Linked DNA regions of Homo sapiens: all the other regions are linked to region 1. A link is a contact called in ENCODE Hi-C data. All regions are on one chromosome and are shown on one strand. The core of a region is the stretch at or near the end of the contact, and the rest is flanking DNA. Distances in the headings are between cores, read along the strand shown. Region 1 holds the start of CCND1 (cyclin D1). Region 2 holds the start of CPT1A (carnitine palmitoyltransferase 1A). Region 3 holds the start of TESMIN (testis expressed metallothionein like protein).

The links. Hi-C counts contacts between places; a loop is a spot of excess contacts on that map. Pooled maps may share reads with other maps.
Region 2: a map of CD8-positive, alpha-beta T cell shows a loop between it and region 1 (11-fold over the local background). The contact joins the promoter of CPT1A here to the promoter of CCND1 in region 1. A Hi-C loop is called at or near these places in 8 of 168 maps with a recorded cell type or tissue (CD8-positive, alpha-beta T cell, ascending aorta, chondrocyte and 4 more), 13 of 37 single-sample maps with no recorded cell type and 18 of 50 pooled maps.
Region 3: a loop to region 1 is called in a pooled map, with 12 times the contacts of the local background. The contact joins the promoter of TESMIN here to the promoter of CCND1 in region 1. A Hi-C loop is called at or near these places in 6 of 50 pooled maps.

What each region holds. Positions count from the first base shown.
Region 1 is chr11:69,639,614-69,643,909 of GRCh38, reverse strand. It overlaps CCND1 (cyclin D1), which reads right to left and starts at 2,754. Exons shown (of 5, transcript NM_053056.3): 1 at 2,399-2,754; 2 at 664-879; 3 at 1-78. The coding sequence starts at 2,596. RefSeq lists enhancers at 1-262, 1,781-2,483, 3,991-4,296 and silencers at 479-738, 869-928, 1,019-1,158.
Region 2 is chr11:68,839,162-68,843,519 of GRCh38, reverse strand. It overlaps CPT1A (carnitine palmitoyltransferase 1A), which reads left to right and starts at 1,604. Exons shown (of 19, transcript NM_001876.4): 1 at 1,604-1,745. RefSeq lists enhancers at 685-1,210, 3,419-3,578 and silencers at 1,356-1,715, 1,736-1,785, 1,996-2,075, 2,336-2,435, 2,486-2,765.
Region 3 is chr11:68,749,742-68,753,841 of GRCh38, reverse strand. It overlaps TESMIN (testis expressed metallothionein like protein), which reads left to right and starts at 2,322. Exons shown (of 10, transcript NM_004923.3): 1 at 2,322-2,422; 2 at 3,143-3,652. The coding sequence starts at 3,182. RefSeq lists silencers at 2,090-2,209, 2,220-2,509 and an enhancer at 2,210-3,195.

The DNA.
Region 1 (4,296 bases), core at 1,505-4,004:
GAAGTGTTCAATGAAATCGTGCGGGGTCATTGCGGCCAGGTTCCACTTGAGCTTGTTCACCAGGAGCAGCTCCATTTGCTGCGAACACAGGGTGAGCGGCCATCAGGGGAGGTGCGGGCCAGCCCGGGGGCGCGGGGAAGCCGGCAGCACGGGGGCCGGGCCACGCCGCACCTCCGGCTCAGAGCACTGGCCCCTGCGTCTCGTGCGGTCCTGGATGTTGGAGGGGAGGGCTGGCGAATGCTGGGGACTCAAGGGAGCTGGGGCAACACGCAATCCCAGATCAAAACAGAAAAGGCGCCCGCCGCGTGAAAAGACTCTGCAAGTGGAAACAAAAAGACCTCCCACCACCTGGAACTGGAGGCTCAGCGCCGAGCGCGGCGCTCCTCGTGCAGCCGCTGGAGGGCGCGCGCCGCCCACTTTTCGGCCACACCGCGGGGCGCGAACGCGGTGGGAGTCGCAGGCAAGCGCACACAGGGCGGCGGGACGAGGGCGGCTAGGATCCCGCCCGCTCCCCGGACAGGGACGCCCGGCGGCGGGGCCGCCCTCCCTCGGAGGAGCAGATATGTCAGAGGCGGGCCGGCCGCCACCGCCTGCACCTTCCCCGGCCCCGTGGTCCTGCGTGCGGCTCGCGGGGGGCGGGGGGCGGCGGGGTCCAGTGGTTACCAGCAGCTCCTCGGGCCGGATGGAGTTGTCGGTGTAGATGCACAGCTTCTCGGCCGTCAGGGGGATGGTCTCCTTCATCTTAGAGGCCACGAACATGCAAGTGGCCCCCAGCAGCTGCAGGCGGCTCTTTTTCACGGGCTCCAGCGACAGGAAGCGGTCCAGGTAGTTCATGGCCAGCGGGAAGACCTCCTCCTCGCACTTCTGTTCCTCGCAGACCTACGGAGGCACGGGGCCCGTGACCGCCGCCGCCAGGTCGCGCCGCCCCCCCGCACGCCCCCGCACCCCCCATCGCGCTTGGCAGGGCCGCCAGGTCTGGAGGGCGCCGAGGGGTCGGGGCTGGGGGCGGCAGGAGCTTCCCGTGATGCGCCCCCTCCCCCGCGCGTCCCCAGTACCCACCCTCCCCGAAACTGAAAGGGAAAGTCCCCGCGAGGCTGGCACGGTGGGGGCGGGAGCGGGCACAGCTGGGCGGCGTGCGCGGCGGCGCGGGCTGCCGGCCCCCGGGACCCTGGCCCGCCCTGGAGCTCCGTGGTCCCTCTGACTGGGGGTCGACACCAACTGGGGTGCGGGGCCGCGGAACGGGCCGCGGGGTTGGGCGCCGCGCCTGCGAGACACAAAGGTGGCGTCCCAGGCCGCCGCGCCGCATTTCCCCAGACGTCATCTTTTCAAAAAATATTTAAAAATATTAAAAAAATAACTAAGTGCATAAAAAAACCCTGAAAATGACCCTCGGGCGACCCTTTACCCAGGCCGGGGGTTGGGAGTTCGTTACAGGCTCCGGGGGGAGCCCCAGGAATTCAAACTCCGGGGCCCCCCCTTCCCCCTGGGCGCGGGCGGCGTTTCCCTCTCGCAAGGGCACCACGCCGCACTTTCAAAAATTATTTTAAAATACTTGCGGGCCCCTCAGGCGCCCACCGAAGGTCTGAAAATGTGCTCCCAGGCCCCCGGCTCGCTCGGAGAAGGTCCTCCAAGCCGATATCCCTGCAGACGGGGATCAAGCCCTGGCGTCTTGGGGGCCACGCGACCTTGCAGCTCGCCGTGCTCTCCGGCCCAGGCTGCCCGTTCGGGGCGCCCCGGGACTCGCTGCTTGAACAAAGGCCCCCCCTTCCCTAGCGGCGTCCCCCCAAAACTACCCATGCCGCGTCCCTGCGCCCCTCCCGCGGGCTCCCGGCAGCCGCGCGGCCCTTAGCTGCGGCCCCAGCGCCCGGCGGCCGCTCCCCGCCCCCACCCTGCCCCCAATTATTAATAAACACTTTTGCTTTGCAATAAAAGAGCAAAGATGGCGCATAATACTGGCACGAGCGGCCCTTGCATACGTGTCCATGGATATTAATTTAAAAATCAAATCTATGCCCCCTCCCCCCGGAGTTGGCGGCTCCCGGCCGCTGAGGCGCAGCCGGGCTGGGGCGCAGGCGGGGGACACAAAGCGCACCCAGCCTGCCAGCCCGCACCCTCGGGCCCATTGGGGTGCCCCTGGCACTGGCTTCTCCCGAAGGCACCCCTCCCGGACCCCCTTCTCCCCTCCCACGAAACGCTACTTCTAGCACCCCCACCCCCACCCCTTCCTCCTTCAGAAAATACCCGCAATTTTTATTTTGAAAATACGGATCCCTAGAAACACCACGGCAAACTTCAAAGTTCTAGCGGGAGAGAAGGGAGGGGGGTGAGTAGCAAAGAAACGTGGGTCTGGGCAACAAGTTGCAGGGAAGTCTTAAGAGAGCCGCCCGAAGCCCCGCACCTCCAGCATCCAGGTGGCGACGATCTTCCGCATGGACGGCAGGACCTCCTTCTGCACACATTTGAAGTAGGACACCGAGGGCGCGCAGGTCTCCTCCGCCTTCAGCATGGCCCGCAGCACCCGGTCGTTGAGGAGGTTGGCATCGGGGTACGCGCGGCGGATGGTTTCCACTTCGCAGCACAGGAGCTGGTGTTCCATGGCTGGGGCTCTTCCTGGGCAGCTGGGGAGGGCTGTGGGTCCTGGCTGGGTCCGCGCTCGGCTCTCGCTTCTGCTGCCCCGCGCTCCCTCGCGCTCTTCTGCCCCTCGCCGGAGCGTGCGGACTCTGCTGCTCGCTGCTACTGCGCCGACAGCCCTCTGGAGGCTCCAGGACTTTGCAACTTCAACAAAACTCCCCTGTAGTCCGTGTGACGTTACTGTTGTTAAGCAAAGATCAAAGCCCGGCAGAGAATGGGAGCGGGAGGGGGGCGGGGGCGGGCGCAGGGGGAGGGGGCGCGGGCGCCAAACGCCGGGAGCAGCGAGGGGCAGAGCCCAAAAGCCATCCCTGAGGCGCCGCGCCTGCCCTGCGGCGGAGTTGCCCCTGTAGTCCGGTTTTCATAGAAATGCAAATCGCCCCGCTGCAGCCTTTCTCCCCGCCAGGGAAGAGGGGTGCAGGGGGCCCCGTCCGCCTCGAGTGGGTCCCCCGGGATTTAGGGGGTGAGGTGGAGGTGGCTCTGCAGTAGGGGACAACTAGGAAGGCCGGCAGGCCACACGCAGCCTGGGGAGACCACGAGAAGGGGTGACTGGGGCGCGGCGACACCCCATATCCAAGCCGGCAGAATGGGCGCATTTCCAAGAACGCCACGAGGGCACCCACGGGCGGACAGACGGCCAAAGAATCTCAGCGACTGCATCTTCTTTCATTTTCATTAACACGTGTAAATTGCAAGAACTAATTTAGCATGCAAGGACGGGGAGGACCGGGCACACAACCCCTGTGCAAGTTTCATTCCGGCGCACAGGGGCGTCGTTGCAAATGCCCAAGGGGGTAACCCTAAAAGTTAAAGGGATTTCAGCTTAGCATGCGCTCGCTCAAAAAATAAAATAAAATAAATGCCCGAAAATTCCAGCAGCAGCCCAAGATGGTGGCCAGCATTTCCTTCATCTTGTCCTTCTAGCCTGGAGACTCTTCGGGCTGCCTTCCTACCTTGACCAGTCGGTCCTTGCGGGGGTCCCCAACTGCACCCCCTCCCTTCCCGTGCCGGCAATTTAACCGGGAGAAACACACCTCTGAATGGAAAGCTGAGAAACAGTGATCTCCATTCTGACTCATTTTTTTTAATTAAAAAAGAAATTAAATTGCTGGAAATATTAGTCCCCTCTGCCTGGGACAAGACCACCGAAGGTTCCTAATTGGTTTTGTTGGGGGTGTAGACGTCCCTTCACCTTTAGAATTTGCCCTGGGACTGAATTCGTGAGCGTGAGGGGGCTGGCAGGAGCCGGCATAATTCAGAACAATTATCAATTAAACAAACGAGTGTACTGATCTGATTTTTAGCAAAATCGATAGGTGTTCGTGGTTACATGAGAGGGTCCCCAATATTATCGCAAACTTAAGCAGATGTAAATTAAAATACACAGTTTTTAAAATTACAGGTTCTGTCTCTTTGGTGCATTAAAAAATAAAAGGACATTTTACTGTCTTAACTTTTGTTTTTATTTTTACAGTACCTGCCCCAAATTAAGAAAACTGTTCATTTACTTCCTTTTGAATATAGTTCAGTGTCATCAAACCACCGTACCCTCTTAACAGTAAAAGCTCAAAGAAAACTGATAGAAAAAGCCCTCTCCCCTTCGCCAGGGTGCTCACAGCAAGATGCGACCCCCCCCACCCCCACCTTTCAGGGTGAATTCCTCCCGCG
Region 2 (4,358 bases), core at 355-2,854, 800 kb after region 1:
TTTCGGCATGGTAGCTTGGCCTGTGTCACCAAAATGTCGCACGTGCCTGGTTGCTTCCCCTCCAGGGATCTATCCTACAGGATAATCAGGAGCTCCAGGAGGTACATCGACGGCCAACGCAGCTTTTATTTATACCTGCAATGGTGGGGTGGGGGGCGGGGAGGAGGCCCTAATTGTCCAATGGGGGCCGCGTAAATGGATCACAGCATAGTCAAAGGAAATCTTATGCAGCCTTGGGAAGGCCGGTGGTCATCTCCGTCCCCCAGCAGAGACCTGTCTACGACGTAAGCCAAGTGAAAACAAAACAGCCTTACAGACAGCTTGCATCCTAGCCTTCCTTTAAAACAGCGAGCCCGGGAACCGCAGGGAGAGTTAACTGCAGCGGTGGTGGGGGGCGGGATCAAAGGAGAACTTTCATTTTCTCTTCTAAATTCTTCTGCGGTAACAACTAAATGATACAGAAAGAAGGATGGTTGCAAACATGGATTTTTTCATAACTAGAAGAAGTGGTCGAACTTAAAAAGAGCAGGGTTCATAAAAGAGGTTTAAAAGAGTCTTTGTTCATAACATCGGTGCATTTATGGAGCACCTGCTGTATGCAGAGCCGCCAGCTCGCGCCTGGAAGCATTGCGGGCAAAGATAGGGGAGGGGTGGCTCCCGGTCAGGAAGACCCCCTTGGCCCTCCTGTTACGCTTGGGGCCCCTCTCCCTCCCCCTCAACCCCCTGGGTCCCCTGCAGCTGCGCTCGCCCTAGACTCCTGGGACCGGTGGATGTTCAGTTCCCGCTCCCGGCCCCTCTCCCGAGCTCCAGCACAAGGGTCTCTCGGTCGCTCTGCCCTGGCCTCCAGCTACTCCTCTCCCAGCACCTATTATGTTCTTGACGCTGGAAGAATTATTTTAGTAAATCTCACCAAAGCCCCCCAAGTGAGGCATTTTTATCCTAGCTAGATGAGGAGGAGCCACGCTGCCTCTGGATCGCGATGACTGCCACTCGTGGTATAAGGTCTGATTTGGGGCATGGGCTGTGGAATCAGATCTGGACCCAATGTCCGATCTATCACTTCCCCGCGCTTTTTTTTTTAGAGACGGGGTCTCGCTACGTTGCCCAGGCTGGCCTCGAACTCCTGGCTTCAAGCGACTTCCCGCCTCCCGAGTAGCTGGGATTACAGGCGCGCCCCACCACTCCCTGTGGATCGGTTGCTTCTCAGCTCGGTGATGTGGGGTAACTTATTTCCTGGCCCGCGACCCTTGTCTGCATGAAAGAGTCAGGGGTGAATACCATCAGGGGGTGCCTGGAGCATTACACGGGGCAATGCCGATAGATAAGTCGCGAGGATCAGCCAGGCACGGAGCTAAGCGATTTTATGCGCACGGCCTCCACGAGATGGCTCGTTTTACGGATGAGGAAACTGAGGCTCGGAGGGTGAGGAATCTCGTCCTAGACCCCATTCCGGCAGAGGTCGAGGACGCGAGCACCCGCTCGAGCCTCAGTTTCCCTCCCCTCCTAGCCCCGCGGACGCCCCGCCCCGCCGAGGCCCCGGGCCCGCCCTCCGCGCGCCGGGAGTCACCCGCCTGCAGGCGCCGCAGCCGGACCCGCCTCAGCCAATCCGCTGCTGCCGGCGTCGGGTGCGCTCGGCCTCGCCCGCGGCCCTCCTTCCCCGGCTCCCGCTCGCCGCTCGTTCACTCCACCGCCGCCGCCGCCGCCGCCGCTGCCGCTGCCGCTGCCGCACCTCCGTAGCTGACTCGGTGAGGCCCGGTCGCCCGCGGTGGGGAGGGTGGCGGGGCGGCCCTGCGGGCTGCGGGGGCCGGGGACGGGCGGGGCGCGGGGCTGCCGGGAACCGGACCGGGTGGGGGACGCCGCCGGAACCGGGGCGCCGAGAGGAACCCCGGTATTCCCCCCGGACGGCGGGGTTGTGGAGATCCTGAACCCAGAAAGAGGCCGGGGCTCCCCATGTTCCCCAGGGGATTGGGTCTGAGGGTCCACCGGGGGTCGGTCCATCCGCAGGCGGGTCCCGTGCGGCCGCGGGAGGGATGCTCGGCCCTCCGGACTTGGCTGGACGCCTCCGGCCCGGGGCCAGCGGGGCCACCGGCTCCCTTGTCTCCCACTCCTTAATCCGCCCTGGACTGGATTGAGTCTGAGGGTCTGCCCAGGGGTCGGTCAGCCTGCGGGTGGCCGCGGGAGGGATGCTGGACGCTCTGGATGCTTTCCAGGATGCCTTCGCCCGGGGCCAGTAGGGCCTCCGGCTCCTGTCCCTGCCCATCCCACCCTGGCTCTGGAGAGGATTGGGTCTGGGGGTCCGCCCGTGGGTTGGTCACCTACGGGCAGGTGCAGTGCGGCTGAGGGAGGGGTGCTCGGCCCTCGGGATTCGGCAGGGCGCCGCTGACCCCATCCCAGCGTCCGTCTCCCCGGTCCCCCTCCCCATGCCCGCCCTCGCGGTGCAGCCGTCGGGACACGCCCTTGGCGCAGGGACTCCAGGCGCGGTCCGAGCGCTGCCGTGAGCAGGATGAGGGTGCCGGGCCCAGTGCCTGCTTGGGAGCGCCCCGCAGCCTCTCCCGTGCAGCGCTGGGTCAAGGGCGGGTGGGCGCGGAGCATGTGCCCAAGGTCGTGCCGGGCTGGGAGCGGCGGGGCCGCGGGAGGGTGGGGGTGTCACGTGGCCGTGCCCTGGCGAACTTGGCCTGCGAGCCCGACGGTGCGGTCAGGGCCACGCGGGGCAGCCCCTTCTCGGAGCCACCGCCGCGGCCAGCCAACAGCCGGCTTCTTTCGGTTTGTCAGGAGAGGCCATGGGTCAGCGTCTTTATAATGTAAATCCGCCCTTGGCTTTCGTTAAAGCCGCAGAACTCAAAGATGAGGGCCGATCTTACTTTAAAAAAAGAAAACAACTCAGAGAGTTAAAAATCCCAACTACCTACCAGGTTAAATACATAACAAAGTTAATATTCCCAACTCGGCACAGGCTTTCGGTTCCTCTCGGCTCCGTGTGTTATAAAATATTTAAGGGCAGATTTTAGTAGGAAGCTGGTAACTTTGTAAGTTACCGAATAAAATGAAAATCGGTTTTACCTTTTGCAACGTTGTATTTTGTTACACCATTTTCTTCCACAGGTGTCCGGTTTCTGGTCATTCCAGATATGCAAGCATGTTTATTTCATTCTAAGCCACAAACCAAGTGAATAAAAAATGGCTGAGCACTGGTCTTCTATTTATGCCAGGAAGCACCCCCACCCCCGGGCCTTTCCAAATTCTTTAAGGCGACTCTGACCGAGTGAACGTAGCAATAAATTGAGGACATAAGTGTCGCTGAGAATGCACACCGCTGAGGCCAGCGAACATCCAGCTGTCAGTTGGTCTGGGGACTATCAGCATTCGCAGCTGGTTCTTTGGATTGGTTTTGCCTCAATACCAAGAGCCTGTGGACTGCTTTTCGCATGTAAATTACTGGTTTCCTTCCTGTGAAGCATTGCTAGCCTAGACCTTGCACTTGAACCCTATCTTAACAGTTGGAATCAAACAATAAAAAGGGCCAGGTTTGGGAGTGCACACACTTTGTTTCAAAGTGGCAGAAGTTGGCATCATGCACAGGCCAAAATAACGTTTCGAGTTGGTACTAAAAACAAGCCGCCTACCCTGGAGGGGAAGAGAATTAAACTGGGTCCCTTCCGATACTGCTGCGGCTGCTGCGTTTGGCCCCGGCCCCGGACCAGTGGTCACCGAGCGGTCAAGTTGGGCCTCCGGGGAGCCCTGGAACGAGGGCCTGCCCTTACCCAACCCTGGCCCCGAGTGCTCATTCATAAAAACACCGTCAGTTTTCACTGAGGCTTCACAGTGAGCCCCTTTTAGACGCGCCCTGGGCTCTTGAGCGCGGTGCCTGCGTTTCTGGCTCGTTGGATGCAGCATCTGTCATCAGAAGCACTGAGCACCGAGCTGTCCCCACAGCTGGGCACCGCAGGGCTCGACCTTCCCACGGAGAGGTGCGTTGCATTTCTCCCGCTGTCGCTGGGGTGGCCACAGGGACGCGCGCCAACTCGCTCCGGAAGGTCTCTGTGGGCACGGCGGGTGGAACAGGATCCGAGCGCCTGGGACGCGCCAGCCTGGGGGCGGGGCTGCTGCTGACCTTTCCCCTACTTTTCTCAGCCGTCACGTGACGCCGCCCGGGGCTTGGGGGAAGGGGCGGGGCGCGAAGCCGCAGTTGCTGGCGGTGCCCTTCCGAGGACGCTTTCCAAGCGAGCAATTAAACTTGCTGCCCGAAATCTAAAGGCGCAGGGGCGGTGGCAGCGGCGGCGGGAGGCGGAAACCGGAGCCTGCGCGGGCCAAGGGCTGCTTCTGCACTTTGATCGTTTGCATTTTTTCCTTTGTTGGAA
Region 3 (4,100 bases), core at 1,073-3,572, 890 kb after region 1:
GAACTCACTTCTTATTGCAAGAACAGCGTAGGGGAACCGCCTCCTTGATCCAATCACCTCCCACCAGGCCCCTCCCTTGACACAGAGGGATTACAATTCAAGATGAGATTTGGGTGGGGACACAGAGCCAAACCATATCACAGAGGAAAAAGAGAACAAGCCAACCAGTTGAAGGATTTTAAGTGTTCTGAGGCAACTAAGAGGATCATTGGGAGGGGGTGGTAGCTGGCAGGGAGGTTGACCCACTTAGAGTGGGTTGAGCTGAGACCTGAGAGACTCGACGGAGCCAGCCCGGCCAGTGCAGCAGGGCAGCAAGCATCTAGGAGCAGCAGGTGCAGAGCCTCCAGGCTTGATTGCAACCCGTGGGTGACCCCCACAGGTGGCTGTGTATGCCTGGCATGATGCTACTCAGTAGACGTCTGATTCTGATTAGTAAACGAATGAACGGTGCAACCTTGTGGGTTACTCTCTCGCTTGGGCCACTCAAGCTATGCATAATTCTTGGGCTCTTCGATTTATTATTTTTATTATTTTTTCTGCTTCTGTGAGTGTTTTTTGTTGTTGTTGTTTTTGTTTGTTTGATTTTTGAGATGGAGTTTCAATCTTTTTGCCCAGGCTAAAGTACAATGGTGCAATCTCAGCTCACTGCAACCTCCGCCTCCCAGGTTCAAGCAATTCTCCTGCCTCAGCCTCACAAATAGCTGGGATTGCAGGTGTGCACCACCATGCCTAGCTAATTTTGTATTTTTAGTAGAGACAGGGTTTCACCATGTTAGTCAGGCTGGTCTTGAACTCCTGACTTTAAGTGATCTGACCACCTTGGCCTCCCAGAGTGCTGGGATTACAGGCATGAGCCACCACGCCCAGCCCCAGGCAAAATTTTCTTGATTTTTGAATGTTAAATGTACAACTAAATAGTACACGGTGTTGCTGTGCCTTGGGTACTACCCTTTAAAAATTTAGAAAAGTATTTAATTTTTAAAAGTGAGATTAGAAAGCTGATGTTTTACATTCTTTATTTTTACCAAAACAGTACCTGAGTAGACAGTACCTGAGGCTGTCTCCCCAGCACCCACTCCCACCAGTCCCTCTACACCCTTTGCAGTTTTCGCCATCACTTGAATTAAACTTTCACCTCCTCTTGATTAAACAGTGATATCTATTGACTCCTTAAAGATGAAATAGCTCATTCCCCACCCAAAATTTGAGACTTTCATTGTATTTGTGAGTTTTTTTTTTTTTTTCTGAGAGGGAGCCTTTCTCTGTTGGTCAGGCTGGAGTACAGTGACACAATCTCAGCTCACTGCAACCCCCATCTCCCAGGTTCAAGCCTCAGCCTTCTATGTAGCTGGGACTACAGGCGTGCGCCACTACGCCCAGCTAGTTTTTGTATTTTTTAGTAGAGACGGAGTTTCACTATATGTTGGCCAGGCTGGTCTCGAACTCCTGACCTCAGGTGATCCACCCGCCTCGGCCTCCCAAAGTGCTGGGATTACAGACGTGAGCCACCACGCCCAGCCGTATTTGTTACTTCTATTTCGGGACCAACTCCATCAGTTGCACCTGTAAGCTGCGTCACCAAGGACCGGGAGTGGGTGCAAGGCTGGGAACGTGCGGTGCAAGCCCCTGCCCTCTGTCCACCCGCAGCGTCCCAGGCCGGGATCTGTCTTGAGAGCTCGAGTGTAGAAAAATGTTTTATTTTATTTTATTTATTTTTTTGAGACGGAGTCTAGCTCTGTGGCACAGGCTGGAGTGCAGTGGCGGGATCTCGGCTCACTGCAACCTCCACCTCCCGGGCTCAAGCGATTCTCCTGCCTCAGCCTTCCAAGTAGCTGGGATTACAGGCGCGTGCCACCACGGCCAGCTAATTTTTGTATTTTTAGTAGAGACGGGGTTTCACCATGTTGCCCAGGCTGGTTTTGAACTCCTGACCTCAAGTAATCCGCCTGCCTCGGCCTCCCAAAGTGCTGGGACTACAGGCGTGAGCAACCACGCCTGGCCAGAAAAATATAACTGAAGCCCAAGGTCAGAAGCCAAGCTAGGCAGTCCCACTTAGCGCTGCCCGAGTTGATGGGGACCTCAGTTTCCCCACCTGAGCCTGGATCGGCTGAACCTGGGAGTGCCTCCCCTGACCCGCTCTGGCAACAGCGGCAGTCCAGGCCCCGCCCCTCGCGACTCTGTCTCCTCCCGCCCCAGACCACGCCCACCACACCTCCCTGGCCCCGCCTTTACCTCCCCGCCCCGACCTCGACTCCGCCCCACGCCCAGGCCCCGCCCACTGCCCGGGCGCCTCTTCCCCTCCCCCCAGGTTCCTGTCCCTCACCCTTCCCCCTTCTCCAACCGCCAACGGCCGCCTGCGCCTGAGGCCCGGCCCACGCCCCATCCCGCTCGCTCCACGCTGCGGCAGCCCCGGCGGCCCCAGGTGCGTCCCTCCGAGGAGGAATGACGGGGCGGTCCCCGGGCTGGGCCTCGGCTCTGCAGGCGGGGATGGGGGCTGCCGGGCCGGGTCGGGCCCCTGCGGGTGGGCGGAGGGCGGCGGGCCGTGGGCGAGGCCGCCCCTCACCTGGTCGCACCTCACCTGGCCCCCCCTCCCCTGGCTGCTCCTCACCTGACCCCCTCCTCGGCCGCCCCTCACCTGGCCCCCTCCCCTGGGCGCCCCTCACCTGACCCCCACCCCGGCCGGCCCCTCTCCTGGCCGCCCCTTACCTGGTCGCCCCTCCCCTGACTCCCTCCCCTGGTCGCTCCTCACCTGGCCGCCCCTCACCTGGCCCCCTCCCCTGGCCGCCCCTCCCCTGGTCGCCCCTCCCGTGACCCCCTCCCCGGCCGCCCCTCCCCTGGTCGCCGCTCACCTGACCGCCTCCCCTGGTCGCTCCTCACCTGGCCGCCCCTCACCTGGCCGCCCCTCACCTAATCGCCCCTCATCTGGTCGCCCCTCCCCTGACCCCCTCACCTGGTCGCCCTTCCCCGGGCCCCTCACCTGGCCCTCCCTCACCAGGCCGCCCCCTCCCCTAGCCGCCCCTCACCTGGTCCCCTCCCCTGGCCGCCCCTCCCTTGGCTGCCCCTCCCTTGGCTGTCCCCTTTCCTGGCCGCCCCTCCCCTCGTCCTCTCCTCTGGCTGCCTCTCACCTGGCCGCGTGTTGCAGGTGCGCGGCCCCCGCCATCCCGCCCCGCCGCCCTGCGCCATGGAGGAGGGCCCTCTGCCGGGCGGGCTGCCCAGCCCCGAGGATGCGATGGTGACGGAGCTCTTAAGCCCCGAGGGTCCGTTCGCTTCGGAGAACATCGGCCTGAAGGCCCCCGTGAAGTACGAGGAGGACGAGTTCCACGTCTTCAAAGAAGCGTACCTGGGCCCGGCGGACCCCAAGGAACCCGTCCTGCACGCGTTCAACCCCGCGCTGGGCGCCGACTGCAAGGGCCAGGTCAAGGCGAAGCTCGCGGGGGGCGACAGCGACGGCGGGGAGCTCCTCGGGGAGTACCCCGGGATCCCAGAGCTCAGCGCGCTGGAGGACGTCGCGCTCCTGCAGGCCCCGCAGCCGCCCGCCTGCAACGTGCACTTCCTGTCCTCGCTGCTACCCGCGCACCGCAGCCCGGCGGTGTTGCCCCTGGGCGCCTGGGTCCTGGAAGGAGCCTCCCACCCGGGCGTCCGCATGATCCCAGTAAGAACCGCCTGGGGAATGGGCACAGCTCCCCCTCCATCCCTTCCCCAACCCATCTGAGGCTGCTAGTGTACCCCAGGATTTCCCTCTACAAGCATTTTCCCTGGTGACACCACACACAGCCCACCGGAGTCACTGATTCTCGGTAGAGCGTATACTCTTTGTCGTCTTCCTAATCCAACATGCATCGGCCCAGCCAAGCCCTTTCCCCTGGAGGGAATTCTGCCCTGCACCAGTCGTCCAAAGCTGACCTAACCATGCAGACGGCGGACAACAAAAAAAGGGGGAAAGCTAGGACGTAGGTTCCCTTGGGCCCTGTTGCTATCCTTGGCTTAAGGAGAGAGGCCCGCTGTCTGCTGGTAACTATTGTCTGTGAAAACAAACGCAATGTGGTGGAGGGTTGGCGTGTTTGCATCTTGCATTTTTTTTTTCCTTTAACTTTACCAGG